Regions from separate parts of the Homo sapiens genome. Here regions 2 and 3 are each linked to region 1. A link is a loop called in an ENCODE intact Hi-C map of the cell type or tissue named here. Cell type or tissue: PC-3. All regions are shown on one strand.

Region 1 (4,000 bases):
CAACAACAACAACAACAAAAAAGAGGAACTATTTTAACCAGGGATGAAATTTAAAATTTAGAAATTAATTTCTTTAGCTATTTATTCCACGAAGAGACATAACAACTTTTCCCCCTTTCCTATTACTTTCTATTTCATTTTTCAAAAATAATCATTTATCTGATTAAAAGTTGAATTAGAAAAAAGTATTTTCAAATTCCCCGAAAGGTATCCCTCATTTCAAAACAGAATATATCACTAAGAGCTGAGAGTTCCAAAACTCTATTTTGGGATTTTCAAATCCCAAATTCACTCCACATCTCAAGATTACAGTTCTTAAAAGGAACCCAAACAGCCCTTCCTCTAAGATGCCTATTTGAGAAGACAGTTATCTTTCCACAATCCTGAACTGGAGTGACTTTTGAACACCCCTTTTGATAAAGTCTAGTTACAACCACTTTTAACCTTTTAAGGGTTATGAAACTCACTGAGAAATTTGTGCAGACTATGGACTTTCTTCCCAGAATAATTCTAAGTACATACACATAAAATTTTATATAATTTTAGACATTCCATACACTTACTGAAACCCAATCATGGACCTCAATTTAAAACTCTTGGTCTGGGCTGGGCATGGTAGCTCATGCCTGTAATCCCAGCACTTTGGGAGGCTGAGGCGGGTGGATCAACTGAGGTCAGGAGTTCGAAACCAGCCTGGCCAACATGACGAAACCCCATCTCTACTAAAAATACAAAAATTAGCTGGGCGTGGTGGCGTGTGCCTGTAATCCCAGCTACTCGGGAGGCTGAGGCACGAGAATCGCTTGAACCCGGGAGGAGAGATTGCGCCACTGCACTCCAGTCTGGGCGACAAAGCAACACTTCGTCACAAAAAACAAACAAACAAAAAACAACTCTTGGTCTGTTTTCTCACCAATCACATACCCATAAATATCATGAGAACTTGGTATTGTGTGAAAATAATAAAGTGAAGCTTTCTGAAGAAAAATCAATTCAAAGATTTTTGACAATTAATGTCCCAAGATGAAAGGGGTACTTGGCAATTTGGGGTATCACTAAGCTGGCTGTACTCTAAAAGATCTCACCAAATGGCACTAGAGAAGCCAATTAGAAGTTAACATGGTCTTAGGCTGTACACAAACCACATTAATCTCTCAGACTTCCACTGCTAACTAACACCTTCTTGCTTTAGATATTTTAATACCATTTAATCAGTGGAAAATTTTGACATTATAGTATAGCCAGATTTTCCTTACTCTTCCTGATTCTTATCTAGAAGACAGTTTAGTTACTCATTGTAGCCAAAGGAGGTCTTGCCTTTCCCTTGGCTACAGGGAGTACAACTAAAACAAATATTTTAATACAGTAATATATTCAAGGTAGGTATGATTCTTACTTTCTTTTTGGTGAAAGGGCTCTCTGGCTTATCCAACAATCACAATGATTCAAATTCATCTTCATGACCCACTCTCAATCCAGCAGATTTCAAAAAATGTCTGTGGGGTATCTAATAACTGTAAGGTCCATAAGGGCAGGGTCCAGGTCAGCTTTGGACACTATAGTATTTCCAGTGGTTAGCTTGCCTGGCACACAGTAAGTGCTCAAAAAATACAACTTTAATATGCTGGCGAAACTCTTGCAGCAACTACTAGTTCAACCACTAGGTATGTGAGCTTGGCAAGTTACTAAGTATCTCTGATATAGTTTATTTACCTAGAAAAGTGAATAATAAAATTCATACAATTAGTACTAAGATTAAATAAGATCAAGTACATAAACACACTACGGTAGTATCAAAAACACTATGTTACTCTTTAATGTAAACCTGTATTTTTAAGGCCTATTAAAATATAGCTGAATTTTAAAATATGACATTATAGTCATATTGATATGGTTCAAATTAACTTTACAACCACGTTTTTATGAAACAACAAAGGGCCAAAAAAGCTAGGAGCAAAAATATTAAAATACAGAGACAAAGACAGCTAAAACAAACAAACAAAACCCTCATAAATAAGGCAATGTTTTGAAAGAAAATAACTTCCTTATATATTTGTGGCTTAAAACAACTAATACTTTCCAAGTGACAAAGCTGGCACAAACATAGCAACAGGGAGATTTAGTTTTCCTAAAATTATTCTCCAGCTCTGTCAAAAAAAAAAAAAAAAAAAAATCTTTACTTCTTAGAGGCACGTACTCTAAGATGAAATTGTCTTGGTGGTACAAAAGAGCCCATTAAAATGTGCTTTAGTTTTCTTCCCACTCCATGCCCCCACTCCCCCTGGCTGTACTGTTTTCTTTAAAAACTAAGTCCTACAGCGCCATCTACTGTGTCTGTTCAGATCACATCATTTTTGCTGGTTTTATCCCAGAGTGCTGAAGAAATGAGAAATGTAGCAAATTCAGAATCCGTCACTTTATACAATATACTTAGATGTAAATACCTACACTATCTATATCTATACCTATATCTATATCTATATCTCCACCCACATGCTAGTATCTGAGCAACAATTTTACCCGCTTTCTTTCCACTTTCTTCTTAAGTAGGCCCTAACTCATTATAACCCACGTGTCACAATAGGAACCAAAATGTTTACCTCTATACATTAGAGGGGAGAAGTACAGTCATAATAATAACAAACTTTTATTGAGGGCTTACCATATGTCAAATAGTGTTCTGAGTACTTAATCAATATGCCACCATGCAAATAAAAGCAAGCATCTTGAGGAAAAGAGCTATGATTCACTGTTCTTTTAAAATAAATGAATGTCAACTCCAGAGCCAACCGTTAAAAATAACTTAATTAAATAAATGGATGGATGGATGGAGGGATGGGTGGAATAATAGATAGATGGATGGATATAGATGGCCAGCCCACAGCTCCTGTGATAGTGCCTATCGTATTTTTTATCCCACAGGGTCTTTTTCTTTACAAAAATGTAGGCTTTAGTCAGAAAAATTCAACACATTAGGGAAATCTCCAGTTAATTCAAAACCTCCTTCTTCCTCCCTAAGTGTATATTTAGGGAGCATAAAGAAAACATTTTAAAAAGGTCACTTATAAACATGGTTTGTCTCCAATATAATAAAATGTGTATTAGTACAAGCCCTGTAACTTACATATCTAAATAAGTGATGTTTGTGAAATCTATCAACCAAGAACTTAATCTAACACTATTAGTACACAAACATTTTTGCAATTTCTCATTGGTAATGTCCTTTAGAATCACTTTTGAAAGCAATAAAAGAAAATAAGTTTTACTACTTTATATTTCATTTAATATATTTAATATATTTAAATCTATTACTTAGTTTGACCACCCATCTTATTTATCACACTTGGCTTTAAGTGACAGTTGACTGTTTCAAAATTCAAAACAGCCTGCAAAATAAAGACCTGCCACCACAGAAAACTGACAAAAGAACGTACCAAGAAAGGAGCATGCATAAAATGGGTATATAATCTTCTATGACCATTTCGAGAGAAACAACACCTATTTAGATATACTACTGCTGACATTTAAAAAGAAATTCAGACATCATATTTTTAAGTCACTGAACTTTATAATTGCAACTATTCCCATAATAGTTTTCATTTGCTATATGTATAAATGTTCTTTGTCTTAAGTCTTCCTTTCATGAAACTATAGACTCCGTAATCTTCCTTTTGGAAGATTTGGCAGGCTTTGTAACTTCAACGTATTGACGTTACTCCTGCTACTTCACGTAAACCTTCACTTTAAGTTCAGTGTGTCTGCCACCATATTTCTCAATTCTTCTACTATTCCAAATACTCTGAAGAAGCTTCCCAGAAATCCTTGTTTGGATCAGCAAAAACAATTTGGTGTCATCAGCAGATTTCACCATTTCCTTCTGGAGTCATTAAAACACTAAACAAGCATGATCTTGGTATCAATCCTTAGGGTTCCTATCATTAACCTCTCTCTAGCTGAAGTCAAGCTATTCTCTGCTACATTGTGATTTCCATAATAGGAC
Region 2 (4,000 bases), 140 kb before region 1:
GCCTGCCATTCTGAACTTTCAGGAAACCCCAGAAGTATTATTCCCTCAAGAAGCCCCCAATATTAGAAATTAATCCTAACAGAATATGCCTTTCTCATCACCAATAACATCCCTTGACTTTGGAGGGTATCCATCCTAAGATTAATTCTCCCTGTGCTTTGGATTCATCCCATCTCAAGTTGCCCCATTTTCTCCACTCTCGTATCAACCTCTATCCTTGACTCCTTATCAGCATTTAAATATACTCAAGCCCACATGCCCTCCCTGCATCCCATACAGAAAGGGGGCAGGGAAGTGATGGGAAGGGGAGCGCGTGGTCCCTGGCGAGGGCTCTACCCCCAGACCTGGGCCCACAGGCCTAGGTGAGTATAGGCACTTCTGCCTTGGTGCCCAAATGTTGTATTTCCCAATACAGCCCTGGCCCATCACGCCCCCCATCCTGTGCCTATAAAAACCCCGAGACCCTAGCAGGCGGACACATGGTGGCTGGACGTTGAGAGGAGCACACGAGCCGAGGAACACACGGGCAGCTGGACAGCGAGAGGAACGCACTAATAGGCACCAGCACACCGGCAAGCCAACAACGCGGAGTTTGGCTGGGGCAGTCGTTGGAGAGCCCCGGCCTCTGGGCGGCCCAACTCCAGGGGAAAAACTTCCCACTCCATTCCCCTTCTGGCTTCCCCCATCTGCTGAGAGCTACCTCCACTCAAAACCTTGCGCTCATTCTCCAAGCCCACGAGTGATTCAATTATTCCATTACACCAAGGCAAGAACTCCAGGATACAGAAAGCCCTCTGTCCTTGAGATAAGGAAGGGAGTCTAACTGAGCTAACAGAAGCCGCCTACAGACGGCAAAACTAAAAGAGCACTCTGTGACACACGCCCACTGGGGCTTCAGCTGTAAACATTCACCCCTAGACGCTGCCATGGGGTCAGAGCCCTACAGCCTGCCCATCTAGCCTCCCCTAGAGGTTTGAGCAGCAGGACACTGAAGAAGCGAGCCACTCCCCACTGTGGCACGCCCTGCAAGGGGGACAAGGGAACTTTTCCCATTTCAATACCACCTTCACATACCATCTTCAGTCTCTTCTTTGTAGCCAGAATGCATGAAAGTATGACCTCCCACCTCCCATGATCCTATCCAATCACCTCCCACTTAACTCTTTAACCAAATTTACTGAACTCCTGAAACTACCAGACTACCAAAAAGGCTTCTAAAAGGCCACTGATGCTTTTTAGTTACAAAATCCAATGGCTTTTTTAATTTAAACAATCTTTTTGTATTTTACTTGAACTCTTAGCTGAATTCAGAACCATAAAACACTCCCTTCTTTTTCAAACTCTCTCTTCCTTTGGCTTCCTTAACTATACACTCCTGATTTTCCTCATACTTCTCCAGTCCCTCCTCTCTTCAGTCCCTTGAAAAAGCTGCTCATAAGGTTGCTATACTAGGCCCTCTTCTCTATGCATTCTCCTTGGATAATGTTATCTACTTCCTTGATTTCAATTAAACTAGCTATATACCCTGAAGAACACCCAATCTATACATCCAGCCTAAATCTCTCTGTGTCTCTAGAAATGCAGACACTGTCTAAAGAACAGGAGGTACAATAAGGAACAAAACAGACACAATCCATTTATTTCCCAAGTTCACTGTCTAACTCTTCCTTGTGGATGTCTCAAAGGCAGCTCCAATTGGAAATGTCAAAAGCTGAAGTCAATTATCTGCTCCTATTCCAAAAGAAAGGACAGTTTTTCCTACTCTAGTCCTCATCTTAATGAAAGCCTGGAAATTATTCTTGACGCCTTCCTTTCTCCAGTTAATCACCAAATCCTAATGTTTTACCTTCTAAATATCTCTGTATAAAATTTCTTATAATTCCACTGTCACTACCAAAACCCAGGCAACCATCATTTCTCACCAATGTTATAGCTAGCAGCTTCTTAACTGGTCTACCATCAGACTTATTATCCACGGATTTTTTTTAACATACTGCCATAAGACACACACAGCAGCGTACAAGTCATCAGTATTGAGGCAGGCATATATATAGCAGGGGTTCAATATATTTTTGTTGAATGAATGAATCAATCAACCAACCAACCAATCCAGACTCCAAGGGTTACCTTTGCTGTTTCTTCAAAAATTTCCCCCAAATTGAGCAGTGGTCTTTGGAAAACAAAATATTACCCCAACATTTATGCCTTTGTTTTGCTCTGCTCCTCATGATTACAAATATTGGGGAAGTGCATCAGACTGATGAAAGCTGTTCAGGATCCATATTTAAACTCCAGTTGTGTAGGACCACCATGTATGTCCACAGCAGTTGTTCTGAACTGGGGACAATTTTGTCCCCCAAGGGAGTGCTGCTACTGGCATCTAGTGGGTAGAAGTCAGAGATGCTGCTAAATATCCTACAATGTACAGAACAGCCCCCAGTGACAAGGAATTATCTAGTACAAAATGTCCATAGTGCCCCAGAGGTCTATAGTTTCAAAAACAAGGCACTACCAAAAGCACTATTTCAAAATGTCACAGGATTAGGATGTTACAACAAGACAATAAACCTGTTAACTTCCTCTGTAAAATGAGATATGACACTTTCCATTTTCTAGGGTAAAAGTTAATGGGTTTCTCAGATTTTAAAAAACAGAGATAAAGTTTAAATAATGCCTTAGTGTTCCAACTTTAGGAATTTAAAAAATATTTACAACAAGTTCTAATAAGATTTATTAATTTCTTTACTGAAGGCTTCATTTTCTGCTCACTCCCAACAAAAATAAACACAATACTAAAATACCCCAACATGCACACACGTACACACTCAATGTCTTATCATTGCTTCTTACAGCTTTGGGAAACAAAAAGATTGTTTCTTTCTCACGTTCCCTCTCTGTCTTTTTCACTCTCTTTATTTAACCAACCATAATGTTGGTTATCGAGTTGTAGAGTAAGTTAATATAGTTCATAATGTAGTTATGGAGTAAGTTTTATTGTCGCTTGTACTTGTTAATGTGTTCCCATTCTCAAGATAAAAAATAAATAAGCAGAACTCTTCATGTTTCTCTCAGAAAACAAAAAAAATGCCAAAAACCTAAATTAATATGATTTACTTGCATGAATGGCAACTTACTTTTTTTCTATCAAGAAATATGAAATATTCTCCATTTTTATCTTTAATAAGTAACCACCAAACCAATGCTAATATATATCAGTTCTAATGGCTTTTTTCTACTAATTTTCTTTCCTAGATATCACGTTTTTAAGTATTGTACAATTTTCTGCACAACATCAGAGTAGGCTAAGAAACCAGCAGTTATGATACAACGAGCGCAAAATTTAGGGGAAAAGAATACTCCAGTGATCGAGTATCAAAACCTCCATTGCTTGCTGTGACAATATTCCTTTTTTGTGCTCCAGGCAATATCATCAAGATTTAGAGTAATCTGACATAAGTCAACAAACCTACTCAATGACTTTGTTGTGTGATTATTGCATCCAGTTACTACCTTCAGAGTTTGTGATCATTAAATGTACCAGCTGTGTCCTAAACGGAATTATCTGATACAGGCTGAAATTATATAGAAAGACCCTAAAATCAAAAAGTAAAACTGCTTTCATAATCTCTACTCCTCTCACTCTAAGATCTTAGGTGGTTCCCATTTTTTTAACCTCACTTTATTAAAAGATACCGTTTTCATGAACGCTATTTGAATCTCACCAAATAAAGTTTGTCTCTTCTAATTGAAACATAGGATATGTCACAATAACTGAAATCACAGGTTAAAAGTTGAAACTCTCTAGTCTGACAGTAAGAGTTGTGATCCAGCATATATGTACAGCATAAGAATTCCAATATATAGGTTTTACCTTAGGAGAGTGTCCTGGGGAAAGAGACTATTATTAGACAGTTCAGCAGTGTGCATATGTACCCAGATGTCTATATGCAAATACCTCAGATGTGTCAGAACACAATAAATACCTCAGTTCTTGGCACTA
Region 3 (4,000 bases), 420 kb before region 1:
TGAAAAAATATTATATTTCTTCTAGTGGCCCAATCATAAAGCCAACTGTTTTTGAGTCTGATATGTGAAAGACATAACAAAATTTGTAAACAGTGGAAGATATGATTTATAAAAAGTAAAAAAAGAAAAGACAGGTTAAAAATATAATTTAGACTGCCATACAGTTTATACAGATGAATTTTTCTGATACATACTGCTCACATGAGAGAATGAAAATGTCTTGATTGCCTTAAAAAATTTGTTTTTTAGAACATGGAGAAAGAACTTGTAGATCACACTGGTAAGTTAATAATCTGAAACTACAAGATGTAGGTTTTAATCTCAAGCTTTGAAATTAATTCCTCATGTGGTTTTGGAAAAGACTTTAATCTGCCTCATCTCAGTTTCTCCAGATGAAATATCTAGATTGTATGATACACCATGATTCATCAAATAGGAAGCCTTTACAGATAATAATGTTTACGCATGTAAGCTCTGAGGTGGGACTGCCTTCAGCAGCTTGAAGACTTTAAAACATAGGACAGAGCAGTAAGACAAACAGGACAGTTCTTTGTCTTCCAGTGGTGTTACCAGGGTGTGGGTAGAGATCACTTCACATCTTTCCTCACCGGACAGCCGAATCAGACACAGAACCTGCCTCCTCTTTATTCTACTTACAGGCCTTTTTCTTTCTGCACATGCCTCTGAAGCTCTGGCGTTAAAGCTGATGATCTATTCCGAGGTGGCCCATAAAGTACGTCTCCCTCAGCCTCCACTGTCACTTTGTTGTGAATCCCAGCCCTAGCCACCCAGTGCCCTGTGCTTTCCTCAGACCCAGGATAGGATGAGAAATGTGTAGGAGCACTACATTCCTGCCACGCTAACCTTCACTCCCTCACCAAAGCTAAGGGCAGTCAGAAGCCAGCACCCAGACATGGGCGTCTCTCTGCCCCTAACACCTGCCAATTCCTGCCCTAAAACTATTGAAAGAATGCGGAGGTCCAGGGAGCTTGAGCGGGAAAAGGGTAACTGGCAGAAGGGAAAACACAATCCTGGTCTCAAAGCAGCAATAAAAATAAAATTAAACCCTCACACACACACATAAGATTCTTTATGTCTTCAATTGAAGTTGCCAGAGTACTTCACACTGGAACTACGTGCAAGAGGATTTTCTGAAAAAACAAACCACACACACAACAGACCTTACTGCTCCCTTGAAGGGGCTTATTTAAGGCAAAACAAGGCCTCCCATCATTCCTGTGAGAGATCATTGTCCCCCTTGTTGCCACAGCGCCCTGTGAGGCTGTGGGAAACAAATGACCTCAGAGGCACTGCAGTATGTGTCACTGCAAAAGAAAAGAGAGTGGAAGGGGCTGGGGGAGGGGGCTGCTGGCGAGTGGAGCCCTCCACCGCGCCCGGCGGTCCTCCAATGATATCCCTCCAGGCACAGCGGGAAGGAGGCTTGCCGGCCCCAGGAGTCTCCCTCCAGCCTGTAACGGGATTAGGCTCCCGCTCCTTAGAAGCAAAGCGTCTTTCTAGATATCCTGCTGCTCGCCCTGGTCAATCTGTCCTCTAAATTGGCCCTCCCCACAAAGTGCCCGCTGACTGCTAGTGTCTCCCTCTGTTTCACGGGTGTCTTGAGTGGAGACAGGGCTCCCCTGAGGCCCGCGATGAGGAGTGGGCGCAGAGGGAGGGAGGGAGAAGAGGGTAGTCAGGGATCAGAGGGGTGGCTGGGGAAGGGGACACACACACTGGGGCAATCGGAGAGCAGGGAGGATGGAGGCGGAAGGAGAGAGGGTTAGGATGAGCGGATCGGGAAGGAACATGGCGAAGCAAAGCTGAGCTCAGCAGCAGATACTTCCTTCGCCACACACTCCCCGCACTGGAGAAGGAAGCCCGTGGAGGCCTCGCTCTCACTGGGGCGCGTGTGGGCAAACAAGCCTGCAGTCCAGCCAGAAGCGGCCTTCCCACCACACAACTTCCTCCTGTGGACGCTAACACTGACCGATGTGGCCCCTTCTCTGCAATCTCTGTGCAATGGAGCGGCTGATACGACTTCCAGCCTACACGGGAGCACACAGAAGCACAGTGGTTGAGGGTAGACTCTGAGTCTCACTAAGTGGGCAACTCCACCTTCACTGCACCCACACACGCGTGTGCACACACACTCCCACTCCCCGCCGGGAGAAAGACTGTGTTACAGCATCGCATGTATGCATTTTACCTTCAGAGATGATACCGGCCCAACCCTCCTCCTTGAGCCACAGAGCTATGTTAACCACAAGGTGGCAAACAAAAACAGGGAAGAAGGACACAGAGTGGGCGCCGCCGCAGGAGAGCCCTGCACACTCCAATGAGGAGGCCCCTGCACACTCCAATGAGGAGGCCCCCTTCACTCAGAGCCTGCACACCTGGAGATGAGCCTGTCTCCATACTGGCGGACACTGAGAATACACAAAAACACTGAAAATAAAACATGATATATTAACAGATATATCATACAGTTTATCTGTAAAATTCCTTTTATATATGCATATATTTTCTATGGAAATGGGTATGCATCACTTTATTGTTTAATCACCTATGTTAATTCACCAAACCATTACTTTATGCACAGTACAAATTTCTGAAAATACCAGAGTTTCAAAAATTCTGTTTATCGATAGAATTTGTTTTGGCTTCTATAAAACAAGGAGACATGGTACTTTGCAGTCTCAGGGGTAAGCAAAGCGGTATGAAAAACTATCTTGTACCCAAAATCTTTCCTCATGAAAGTCTCAACTGTGGCAATGTAGGTTTTTTTGCACCAAGTTTGCAATTGGGAAGTACTGCGATTTGAAAGTAGCTGGGTTCAGTGCACAAAGGCTCCGCCTATTTTCAGTTGTTTACCAGGAACACAAATGTCTCTAGGTTGCCCTCTCTCCTCCCAGTGGTGCCCAGGACTGTGCAAGAACCCCAGAGGCATTTGCCTTTCACAAACACACTCATTCAAACTAGAGATAAAAGTGAGAAGGAGCTAACAACATTTCTGTTCGTTTCTTTTTTTTTTTAATTTTTTTTTTGAGACGGAATCTCACTCTGTCACCCAGGCTGGAGTGCAGCGGCACAATCTCAGCTCACTGCAACCTCTGCCTCCTGGGTTCAAGCAATTCTCTTGCCTCAGCCTCCTGAGTAGCTGGGACTACAGGCGCCCACCACCATGCCCGGCTAATTTTTTGTATTTTTAGTAGAGACGGGGTTTCACCCTGTTAGCCAGGATGGTCTCGATCTCCTGATCTCGTGATCCGCCCACCTTGGCCTCCCAAAGTGTTGGGATTACAGGTGTGAGCCACTGCGCCCGGCCTCTGTTATGTTTCTTTCAGGTCTGGTGCTTACTCTTTTTCAGAGCAGTGATGGTTATGAAAGAACGTAGGTTCTAGAACCAGAAACTTGATCCCAAGCTCCCCAACTTCGCCTCTCTGTCCTCACCTTCTTATCTGTAAAATGGGGCTAACACTTACATCATCAGATTGCTATGAAAATTAGTTAATAATGAATTAATATATGAAAAATCCTTACAAAAATGGCTTGATGCATAGTAATAAATATTAGTTGCTGTAATAATTAACATATTTTTCTTGGCTTACTCTCTTTTAGGAATTTTAGTACCCCAGTCAAGGATTAACAAAAATAATGACAAGAGCTAACATTTATATTTTTTTGAGAGCTCACAATGTGTTAGGCACTAGAGGTCCTTTATATGTATTATATGTATTTAATTCTCACAACAATCCCATGAGGGAAGTTTGTAGGTATCTTCTTATAACCTTTAATAGATACACTGCATTAGTTTGAACTGTATGCTGTGGCCGATATTCAGCCACCTTAGATCTACAGAAGCAGTGACTTCTTAAGTTTAGCCTAATTTCTTTGGGGCGACTATAAAGACTTCAAGGGGCCAGGTGCAGTGGTTCATGCCTGTAATCCTAGCACTTTGGGAGGCTGAGGTGGGAGGATCGCTTGAGGTCAGGAGTTTGAGACC

The links. Peaks named below come from ENCODE experiments on the same cell type or tissue, not always from the same donor. Only the 100,000 strongest peaks of a DNase experiment are listed, where the experiment ranks them.
Region 2: it touches region 1 in a loop (2.6-fold over the local background); 6 of 110 quality-filtered maps call a loop at or near these places.
Region 3: a loop joins it to region 1, with 3 times the contacts of the local background. A loop is called at or near these places in 6 of 110 quality-filtered maps.

Annotation. Positions count from the first base shown.
Region 1 is chr14:67,942,375-67,946,374 of GRCh38, reverse strand. The region is part of intron 7 of RAD51B (RAD51 paralog B); the gene reads right to left. Among named protein-coding and RNA genes, the nearest start is that of RAD51B, 120 kb to the right of the region's middle. In PC-3, a CTCF peak has its summit at 2,316 (motif pointing left); a DNase peak (open chromatin) is centred at 2,294; H3K27ac peaks cover 772 bases.
Region 2 is chr14:68,082,838-68,086,837 of GRCh38, reverse strand. The region is part of intron 7 of RAD51B (RAD51 paralog B); the gene reads right to left. Among named protein-coding and RNA genes, the nearest start is that of RAD51B, 270 kb to the right of the region's middle. RefSeq lists an enhancer at 30-580. In PC-3, a CTCF peak has its summit at 2,379 (motif pointing left); no DNase peak of the experiment used is centred here.
Region 3 is chr14:68,361,890-68,365,889 of GRCh38, reverse strand. The region is part of intron 8 of RAD51B (RAD51 paralog B); the gene reads right to left. Among named protein-coding and RNA genes, the nearest start is that of RAD51B-AS1, 320 kb to the left of the region's middle. RefSeq lists enhancers at 831-1,359, 1,360-1,887. In PC-3, a CTCF peak has its summit at 2,260 (motif pointing right); a DNase peak (open chromatin) is centred at 459; H3K27ac peaks cover 1,164 bases.